2 separate regions of the Mus musculus genome follow, and region 1 is linked to region 2. The links are chromatin loops, found by intact Hi-C in ENCODE. Cell type or tissue: left cerebral cortex. All regions are shown on one strand. Links, peaks and the distances in the headings refer to the core of each region. The heading gives the core; the rest is flanking DNA. Region 1 overlaps Gm15448. Region 2 has its middle 5.4 kb from the start of Gm14548.

Region 1 (5,382 bases), core at 136-5,135, 83 kb before region 2:
CTAGATATCTTAGAGAATTCTGTCTGACATGGATTAGGTATGGATTTGAGTCTGTTTTCATCATGTTTAAACAGTGTTTGTAATTATTACACCTCTCCCAGAGGCACCATAGGCCATGGCTACACTGAGAGCGAGGGTCTGACAGGGATCCTGTGAATATTGTTTATTTGAGAGTGAGGAGAAGAAGTTGGCAATGGGAACCAGTCCCTGCATAGGATCCTATATCTGTCTGTGGCCTCCCCATGGTGGTTTTTCTAACTACATGAAATCTTTGGATTCCATTAGCAGGGAGCATCCCTAGAATGATTCAGGTTGCCTCCCACCCTCATGAGGGTGAATACCCATCTGACTGACACTCTGCAGCTTTAAACCCTATGCTAGCTAATATTTATTGTAAATGGAAAATACTGAGACACCCCTTTATCTCAGAAAGATTTAGATTTTCTTTCCTTTGACCATGAACTGCAGAGTCAGTGCTGTATGACAACACATTGGAAGATAGGTATGTATAGCACCTGAAGATGCTCCTAAGGGTGGATGTCACAGACTCATAGAGGATCTTAGAATTATGCCCCATGAGCTAGACTGAAGGAGCCTGAGTCCCCCACCATGGCTATTTGACCCACTCTTGCCATGCATCAGTAGACTGTGGTCTAGACCAACTGCAGAATTAGGTTATGGGGACCTCCTTTTTCAGGAGAGGTAACAGCTTCGACCATTACCAAAAATTCATAGACACGTGTACTGGCTAGTTTTGTGTGTCAACTTGACACAGCTGGAGTTATCAAAGAGAAAGGAGCTTTAGTTGAGGAAATGCCTCCATGAGATACAACTGTAAGGCATTTCTCAATTAGTGATCAAGGGGGAAAGGCCCCTTGTGCTTGATGCTATCTCTCAGCTGGTTGTCTTGGTACTATAAGAGAGCAGGCTGAGCAAGCCAGGGGAAGCAAGCCAGTAAAGAACATCCCTCCATGGTTCTGCATCAGCTCCTGCTTTCTGACCTGCTTGAGGTCCAGTCCTGACTTCCTTTGGTGATGAACAGCAGTATGGAAGTGTAAGCTGAATAAACCCTTTCCTCCCCAAGTTGCTTCTTGGTCATGATGTTTGTGCAGGAATAGAAACCCTAACTAAGACAAATTAGTACCAGGAGTGGGGTATTCCTGTGACAACCTAGCCATGTTTTGGGGAGGACTGTGGAAGGACTTTGGAACTTTGGGCTAGAAGATCCATTCAGTGTTAAGAGCTCTGTCAGATGTTGTGTAGGAGCTTGGAACATAATGTTGAAAACAGTGCAGAAGATGGAGTCCTGGCTTGTGAAATTTCAGAGGGAAAATTAACGACTCTTTTCAGGGCCATTGTTACTTTGGTTGGGAAGATTCTGTGGTTCTGGTTAGCTGGGGCTGAAGAATCAGCTGTTATTAACAAGATACCTGAACTACTAAAGCGAAAACTTTGCATTACTGGGACTATTGATGCTGGTTAGTTGGAGTTAAGAAATTAGTAGTGATTAAGAAGAGACCAGCATCATTGAGGTGACATCTTCTGGGAAGTGTTTTCTGAAAGCACAGAGGCTGTGTTCCAGAGATAGCCAAGGCTGTACCTTGTGCTGTGGCTGGACTTGGTAATGTGTAAGAGTCACCCAGGTGGTACTGGTTTTGAAGGCATGAAGGGGTTATGCAGAGCAGCTGAGGCTCGACACTGTGAGAGGCCATAGAAGGCCATTGGTGAAGTGCAGCTTCAGTTGCAATTGACGGCCCAGGACTGAAGGGGTCATGCAGAGTTTTGGAGATGCCAGTACCATGAGATGACCACCAAGAGCAGCAGCAGTGGAGTACAGGCCTCTGGAGCCTAGAGGACGCCACGTGTGCTACAAAGGGCATGGCTGGAGAAGTGACCCAAGCCCTTGGAGGAGCTCAGAAGATCGTGAGTTGGATCCCAGACATTGGACAGTTGGAGATTGATTTTTACTTTTGATTGTGACTGTGCCCTGATACTTTCCCTCTTGAAGGAGGAAACTACTTAGTGGAGCCCACAGTTAAGAGACTTTTAATTGTAAAAAGACTTTGGATTTTAAAAGAGATGGATATTTTAAAGATATTGAAATTTTAAGAATATGTAAAGATTGTGGGACATTTAAAGTTGTTTAGACCTTGGGGATGAATACAAATGTAAGGGTTGAGGCTTACTTGTGATGTGTTTGTGTGTCAAGTTGACAAGGTGTCAATTGTACTGGCTAGTTTTGTGTCAACTTGACACAGCTGGAGTTATCACAGAGAAAGGAGCTTTAGTTGAGGAAATGCCCCCATGAGATACAACTGTAACCATTTTCTCAATTAGTGATCAAGGGGGAAAGGCCCCTCATGGGTGGTGCCATCTCTGGGCTGGTGGTAGTCTTGGTTCTATAAGAGAGCAGGCTGAGCAAGCCAGGGGAAGCAAGGCAGTAAGGAACATCCCTCCATGGCTTCTGCATAAGCTCCTGCTTTCTGACATGCATGCGTTCCAGTCCTGACTTCCTTTGGTGATGAATAGAAGTATGGAAGTGTAAGCTGAATAAACCCTTACCTCCCCAACTTGCTTCTTGGTCATGATGTTTGTGCAGGAATAGAAACCCTAACTAAAACAACACGTGAACCAGGCTTCTCCCATTCATACTCAGAGAAAGAGCAGCCCAGCAATTGAAGGGACTGTCCAAGTAGGATCTCCAGCTGCAGCTTTATCAGGCTATAAGCAGCTTTACCCATCTGAGCCTACATTCCAACAGAGTCTTTGTTAGTAATCCCGGGACAGATTCTATGCAGGGGAAATGTTTGTTTCTTAGGGATATTATGGGGAGGTGACTTTCTGGTTCTTTGCTCACAATCTTACCCAGCTATCTAATCATCCAAGTGGAGGCTCAATGCCTCTCTTTGGATGCTACCTTCTGTAGCCCAACAGTTAAGCCCCAGCCTCTGGTTTCTCTTTTGGGAAATTTGCTGGTCTTTGATACTCCCAAGCTGACATGACTGAGAAACGAGAAGTGTCATTAACAGGAGCTGGTTGTTAGGCTGCCTGTGTTTGCAGCACATTTCCTACAAAGATGTGTGTGATACTTACGAATTGGTGGGATGGGCCTTTTGGGAGACCAGGTGGAGGATTCAATGGTTCCTAGGAAACAGAACAAGAAGAGGCTGTTCTTCCTGCTGTCTCCCCTACATATGCCCTCCTAACTCGTCACAGTGAGTGAATATTACATGAAGGGTCATTGCTGGTATCCAGTTATTTGCTCAGGAATGTGCCTTATGTCCAACCATTCCATTTGTGCCCTTAATCCCACCCCAGTAAGAGCCCTGATACAGTGTTAATTGTAAGTCACTCTGACATGTCAGGATCACCTCACCTGAGACTGTGAGCTCCACAGGGGAACTGGCAGATGACAAGAGGTAGAAAGATGAGTCTTGAGCTCCATAGCACCTGTAGGTGCCTGAGAGATGGGAGGTCACAGCACTCATGGAGAATTCTGCCTGGGACTGCTGATCATGGGACTTCGATTTTAGTCGCAGGGGTTGCTGGGCTGATCCCTCCTTGGACAGAATGAAAGTCTCCACAGGGTCCATTGACCAACACAGCAGGCTCACGGTCTCTCCTGAGTGCACTGTGTGGTTAGGCTTCACTAAGAGGGAAGGAGTGATAGGGAGCTGTCCTAAAGAGAAGAGGCATGATGAGAGGCTAGCTTCCTTGTTCTGAGCTCGAATCACACATGACTCCACCCTGAGAACCTGGGTCTCTGTCTCTTTTCTCTGACTGAGCTCAACTCCTGTTCTCCTCATCTAGTGTCCACTCCTGCTTAGGATTCCCGTATCCATCCTAGCCATAAGCTCCCCAGCCCTCTCCCCCCTTATCCCCCATGAGAGCCTGAGCAGAGACTAGGTTCCTGACAGAGTCTGTTAAGCTACTCACCTGGGATCAGGATCAGGACGTCCACGGGGTCACTAGAGGCTGACCACTCAGAGGAAAGGTTGTGTGCACCATAGCATCTGTATTGGCCTCCAGTGGAGCTACTCACATAGCCCAGTGTGAAGTTGGCCATAGAGAAGCCAGTGTCAGTCTGCTGGCTAGAGTGCTGCATGATGTCAGCTCCCCCCACCTTGTGCAGAGCAAATCTGTCATAGTTGATGTCAGAGAAACACTGCAGGGTGAGGGTCATTCCAGGGTCCAGGATATGGCCTTGGTGAGTCAGCAGAGAGGGCTTCTTGGACAGCCCTAGAGGGAAGGTGACAGCTAGAGACTGAGGTTTGGTTCTTACCAAACACATTTGCCCTCCCCTCCTGCCCCTATGCATGTCCCCTCTTCTCCCCAATCAGGGCTGTGTTCGAGAACACAGGCTCTCCATTTTGTCCTTCTCTACCTGCAACTCAGCAGAGGGGCAGGCCTGTGGCAAAGGGCTTAGGGCCTCAGAAAATGTTTGGAGAATGATAGTGGGGACTTACCTGAGATGAGTATTTGTTGGAGATCACTAGGTACTGACCACAGCTGTGGTGCATTCTTGTAGTAACCGTAACATCTGAATGTCCCTGTGTGGGTTGGGGTTGTGGGTCCTATAATAAACAGGGCTTGGTACTGTCTACTAGAAGATATATAAACTGTGTCCAGTGAGTTGGTGAATTTCTTATCTTCCTTCATGAGAATGAATTTATCATAGTGACTGTGTGAGGCACAGTGGAGTGTCATGTTTCCTCCTGCTGTCACCACAGTGCTGGGCAGTGCTGACAGTCTGAGTTCATAGTGTTCATAGATTCCTAAAAGAGAAGGAGGTCGTCTCTTACATGTCTCACACCATCCCAGTGTTCTCTTGGGATACTCTGTGGGAAGGAATAGTCCTGAGAGCAGAGCCTGGGGTTGAAAATCTGACTGTCTCCTCACCTGTCACCACCAGCTCCAGGGTGTCACTGGGCTCTGACCAACCAGCTGAGCTGTAACAATAACAGCGATATTGCCCTGCATGTTGTTGTGTCACAGAAGGGATGAAGAACTTGCCCTTGTTCCCAGGCTGCTGTAGGGTCTGTGTGCTTTCTGTTTTTTGGCTTTTCTCATTATGCAGAAAATATACTTCTGCATCCAGGTTCCCCTGACACCAGATGGTCATTGCTCTTTCGGAGGTGATCACAGAGCTTGGTTCAGCCTTGATGGTTGGTTTTTGGAGATTACCTACATAGAAGTCAGAGTGAAGCACATGGGTGTGTTGGAAAGTGGCACAGAGAATGTCCCACCAGAAGATGTTGCCTTTGTCGTTTTCATCCTTCTCCCATACAATTCACCAGAAGACAACTTCCCATTCTTCCCTCTTTCCTGATATGACACAGTCCTCCCCACCTCCCTTCTCTCCCAGATTCACTGCTCCTCTGT
Region 2 (5,382 bases), core at 215-5,214:
AGCTACAAGCCAAATTTCCTCTGTAGGTTTCAATGTTTGGCGTTTTAATTTTTTCTCTATTTTCTTTTTCCTATGCTGATGGGTTTAGTTATCTTTTTGGTTGTATGGAGACAGTCTCTGGCTATGTAGTCTTGGTTGACTTGGACCTGGTTGTGCAGACCAGTCTAAACTGGCCTTCATAGAGGTCTCCTCCCTATGGTTCAAAAGTGCAGGGATGAGAGATGTGGGCCACCACACTGCCGCCTGTGTTTACAATTTTATGTTTATATAAATCCCATTCCTGTGTATACTGTGTTTTGATTGAGTCTTTATCCCCACATCTTCCCTTTTCCTTACCATGTTCACCAGCTTACCCTCCTTACTAACCTGAATGTATTTTTGTTTCTTCCCCTGCACTTCTGGTTTGGAAATATGCTGTTCAATCCCATGAGAGTTCTTATTTCCCCCTTTCATTTAATAAATTTGTGTATTTTTTTTCTCTTTCTGGCTGAGGTTCTTCTGATGTGAGCTCTTCTTCTCCTTCTCCTTCTCCTCCTCCTCCTCCTCCTCCTCCTCCTCCTCCTCCTCCTCCTCCTCCTCCTCCTTCTCCTTCTCCCCCTTCTCCTCCTCCTCCTCCTTCTTCTTCCTCTTCCTCTCCTTCTCCTCCTCCTTCTTCTTTTTTTCTTCTTTCTCTTCCTCTTCCTCCTCCTCCTCCTCCTCCACCACTTCTTCTTCTTCTTCTTCTTCTTCTTCTTCTTCTTCTTCTTCTTCTTCTTCTTCTTCTTCTTCTTCTTTTTCTTCTTCCTCTTCTTCTTCTTCCTCCTCCTCCTCTCCCTCCTCCTCCTCCTCCTCCTCCTCCTCCTCCTCCTCCTCCTCCTCCTCCTCCTCCTCCTCCTCCTCCTCCTCTTCTTCTTCTTCTTCTTCTTCTTCTTCTTCTTCTTCTTCTTCTTCTTGGTGGGGACGTTTGGGAGACAAGGTTTCTCTCTATAGCCCTGGGTGTCCTGGAACGCACTCTGTAGATGAGGCTGGCCTGGAACTTAGAAATCCACCTGCATCTGCATCCAAAGTGCTGGGATTAAAGGTGTGCTCCAAAACTTCCCAGCTGAGCTCATTTCTTTTCTTTTCTTTTTTTTTTTTCATTTTTGGAGACAGGGTTTCTCTGTATAGCCCTGGCTGTCCTGGAACTCACTTTGTAGATCAGGGTGGCCTCAAACTCAGAAATCCACCTGCTTCTGCCTCCCAAGTGCTGGGATTAAAGGTGTGTGCCACCACTGCTCAGCTGAGCTCATTTCTTAATCCAGAGACCTGTCCAGTGACCTGCAGTGGCCTGTCCTGGAGATTGTTGTGGGATCTTTGTGTCTTGGAGGCTTTTTTCATAATGGAGCACTTGGTGTGAACTTGTGCTTGTGGTGTTTGCTGATGCCTTATTGATAGGTATTCTGTTTAATGTCAAAGTGGTTAGAGTGGTCTGAATCATCTTGTTATGTGTCTCTTCCTGAATGTCTGACTGGCATGTTTTGTGTGGGTGTTTATGTTTTAAATATTTCATTTTAGATCTATTTAATTTACAGCTATGAGTATTTTGCTTTTGTGTGTGTGTGTGTGTACAACATATGTTTGCCTTGAATATGTTGTGTTCAGAAGAGATCACTGCATTCCCTGGGTCTCAACTTTCTGTGAATCACAGTACAGGTGCTTGGGTTTGAACTCAGGCCCTCTGCAAGAGCAATCAGTCCTCTTAACCATTGGGCTGCTTCTCTATTTCTGAGTCAATCTTCATGACAGTATCTTTTGTCAATTGCTTGATTTTTGTTTTTGTTTTTGTTTGTTTGTTTGTTTGTTTGCTTTTTGGTCCTCAGATAGCCATTTTTTCTTCTGGTGTACCAAGTGCATTACTCCAAATCTCACTGAAATGTAAGTTTGTATCTGCTATCAATCTTTGATGGAATACCATCTCTCTCTTTCTTCCTCATTTTAGCTATCAGTTGTTTAAAATATTAAGCCGTGTGGTTTCATTTAACTCTCTCTCTTTCCCATTGCCCTTCCTTCACTCTTAAGTATCTTCTCTTGCCTTCTACCATTTAGTCCAGTTTGTGCTGTCCTTATATAACTGGCCACACCCAAAGTGAAAACTGACTCTCTCTTTGCCGGAGCTCTCAGGTTCCAATAGCTCACTACCTAAGGGTAGGATCTCATATTTTCCATCCCCATGCTGGGTTTAGTTTGTATTGGTTGTTGATGGGGCTTTAGATACTATCAAACTCTGTGAGCTCATCTCTGCAAGCTTTCAGCACGCTCAGAGGAGTCTTCCTGTAGTCATCTGTCATCTCTATGTCTTAGGATTTTTCAGCCTCCACGTTTGTAATGATCCTGTGCTAAGAATGTGTTCTTTGAGGGAAATCTTCTAACTCAGCATCACTTTGAAGGATGGGCCCAGGAGTAACATGTGTCCTGTTTATCTCATAGTGTAATGAGATAGGGGTTACTTTGTTTTTTCCCCTTTCGTTACTGAGCCTAGAAAAGGTACACACTTGCTTATTATGTGGCTGTCTATACATGCCCCTCTATCAAATGAAAAATGAGAAAAGTTGTTAAAGTACTTTCTTGGTTTCCTCAGAGGCCTGGGTTTTATATCCAGCTCTGCATGGATGTGATGTGGTTGCTCATAGGTGGGATTTCATCCCCCAGCACATGGACTTAGTAGCAGAGGTTTGAATCAGCCCAGGGTATATTCAGCCATTTCCCAAAACAACAACAACTAAAAGTTCTCTACAGTATGTGATGGACAATGTTAACAACATTTTATGCCTCTGTTTGCCTTCCAAGAATTAATGATTAATATATTTACTAAAAAGCTCTCACAGCGGAGGCATACCCCAAGTTTTGCATTATATCCAATTGTAAAGTGCCATTTCTGACCCAGTCTCTATTTCATGAACCTTGGGAACTTTCATGCTTGAGAACTGTATGTCACATGACTGTGGTGTCTCTTTTCTGACCAGCTGTTTTTCTTGACCTGATAGTAAGTGATGGGTTATGTCATTGCACTGGTAAGAATTACAAAGAGTGTTTTGAGGTCAGTCACACTATCCTCCCCATAGGCAGGAAGAGATGCTGCCCTCTCGTGGTTAGATGATCTCCATGTGAGGAACTTGCCTCAGATGACTTTGAGGCATACATGGTCTCTCAACACTGACTCTCATCATCTATAGTGCTGATGTGTCAGATGCAGAGAGCTGGCAGAGATATCACACTTTTTGGTGGATATGAACCCTTTAGGGCATTGTGTCTTGTTCATTTTCCCATTGTGCCAGGATCATAGGAAGGACAGGCTCCAGTTAGATATAGTGAGGGCAGATAGCACTAGAAATAATCAGATGGCGGGAGACAATGTAAGAACATAAGCAACAGAAACCAAGGTTAATTGACATCATCAGAATCCAATTCTCCCACCATAGCAAGACCTGGATACATCATCCTACTGAAAAGCAAGATTCTGATCTAACATCACTTCCCATGAAGGTGATAGAGGATGTTAAGAAGGACATAAAAAACTTCATTAAAGAAATATAGGAGAATACAGGTAAAGAGGAAACCCAAAGTCCCATAAAGAATTATAGCAAAACACAACCAAACAGGTGAAGGAAATGAACAAAACCATCCTAGACCTAAAAATGTCACTAGAAACAACAAAGAATTCACAAAGGAAGACAAGCCTGGAGTTAGAAAACCAGGAAAGAGATCAGGATTCATAGATTCTAGCATCACCAGAGAGTACAAGACATAGAAGAGAGTATATCAGGTGCAGAAGATACCATAGAAAAACTTGACATAACCATCAAATAAAATGAAAGAAAAAAAAGCAGAAAGTTCTTAACCCAAAACATTCAAGAAACCCAGGACACAATGAAGAGATGAAACCTAAGGATAATAGGTATAGCAGAGAGTGGAGATTCCCACCTTAAAGGGTAAATAAATATCTTCAACAAAACTATAGAAGAAAATTTCCCTAACCTAAAGAAAGAGATGCCCATGAACATACAGGAAGCCTACAGAACTCCAAATAGACTGGATCAGGAAAGAAATTCCACCGATCACATAATAATCAAAACAGCAAATGCACTAAACAAAGAAAGAATGTTAAAAGCAGTAAGGGAAAAAGGTCAAGTAACATATAAAGGAGACTTATCATGATTACACCAGACTTCTCACCAGACACTACTAAAGGTAGAAGATAGATCCTGGACAGATGTTATACAGACCCTAAGTGAACACAAATGCCAGCCCAGTCCACTATACCCAGCAAAACTCTCAATTCCCATAGAGGGAGACACCAAGATATTCCATGACAAAACCAAATTTACACAATATCTTTCCATAAATCCAGTCCTACAAAGGATAAAAGATTGAAAACACCTATAGAAAGAGGGAAACTACACCCTAGAAAAAGCAAGAAAATATTCTTTCAGCAAAACCCAAAGAAGATAGCCACATAAACATAACTCCATAAGTAACAACAAAACCAACACGAAGTAACAATCAATTTTCTTTAATATCTCTTATCATCAGTGGATTCAGTTCCCCAATAAAGAGACATAGACTAACAGACTGGTTATGTAAACAGGACCCAGCATGTTGATGCATACAGGACAGTATGAAAAGGCTCACACTACATCAGAGTAAAAGGTTGGAAAACAATTTTCCAAGAATACGGTTTCCCAAAACAAGTTGAAGTAGCCATTCTAATATCGAATAAAATCAACTTTCAACCAACAGTTATCAAAAAAGTTAAGGAAGGACATTTCATACTGGTTAAAGAATTAATCTACCAAGATGAACTCTCAATTCTGAACATCTATGCCCCAATTGCAAGGGCACCCACATTTATAAAAGAAACTTTACTAAAGCTGAAAGCACACAGCACACCACACACAATAATAGTGGGAGACTTCCACACTCCACTCTCAGCAATGGACAGATCATGGAAACAGAAACTAAACAGAGACACAGTGAAACTAACAGAAATTATGAACCAAATGGATCTAAGAGATATTTACAGAACATTTAATCCAAACCAAAAGAATATACCTTCTTCCTCAAGGTACCTTCTCCACAAATGACCATATAACTGGCTGCAAAACAAGCCTCAACAGATACAAGAACATTGACATAATCTCATGAACCCTATCAGATCATCTCGGACTAAGCCTGGTCTTAAATTCCAACAAAAACAACAGAGAGCACACATACATATCAACGCTGAACAAGGAAAATAAAGAAAAGAAATTACAGGCTCTTTAGAACTTAATGAAAGTGAAAACACATCATACCAAAACTTATGGGACACAATGAAAGCAGTGGTAAGATGAAAACTCATAGCTCTAAGTGTGCCTCCAAAAAGAA

The links. Peaks named below come from ENCODE experiments on the same cell type or tissue, not always from the same donor. Only the 100,000 strongest peaks of a DNase experiment are listed, where the experiment ranks them.
Region 1: a loop joins it to region 2, with 3 times the contacts of the local background. A loop is called at or near these places in 8 of 42 quality-filtered maps.

Annotation. Positions count from the first base shown.
Region 1 is chr7:3,818,148-3,823,529 of GRCm38, forward strand. Gm15448 reads right to left here. Exons shown (of 9, transcript XM_017312410.2): 5 at 4,900-5,184; 6 at 4,467-4,775; 7 at 3,937-4,239; 8 at 3,377-3,679. Among named protein-coding and RNA genes, the nearest start is that of Gm15448, 4.9 kb to the right of the region's middle. In left cerebral cortex, for the core only: no CTCF peak of the experiment used is centred there; a DNase peak (open chromatin) is centred at 2,689.
Region 2 is chr7:3,900,813-3,906,194 of GRCm38, forward strand. No RefSeq gene overlaps it. Among named protein-coding and RNA genes, the nearest start is that of Gm14548, 5.4 kb to the left of the region's middle. In left cerebral cortex, for the core only: a CTCF peak has its summit at 3,120 (motif pointing left); no DNase peak of the experiment used is centred there.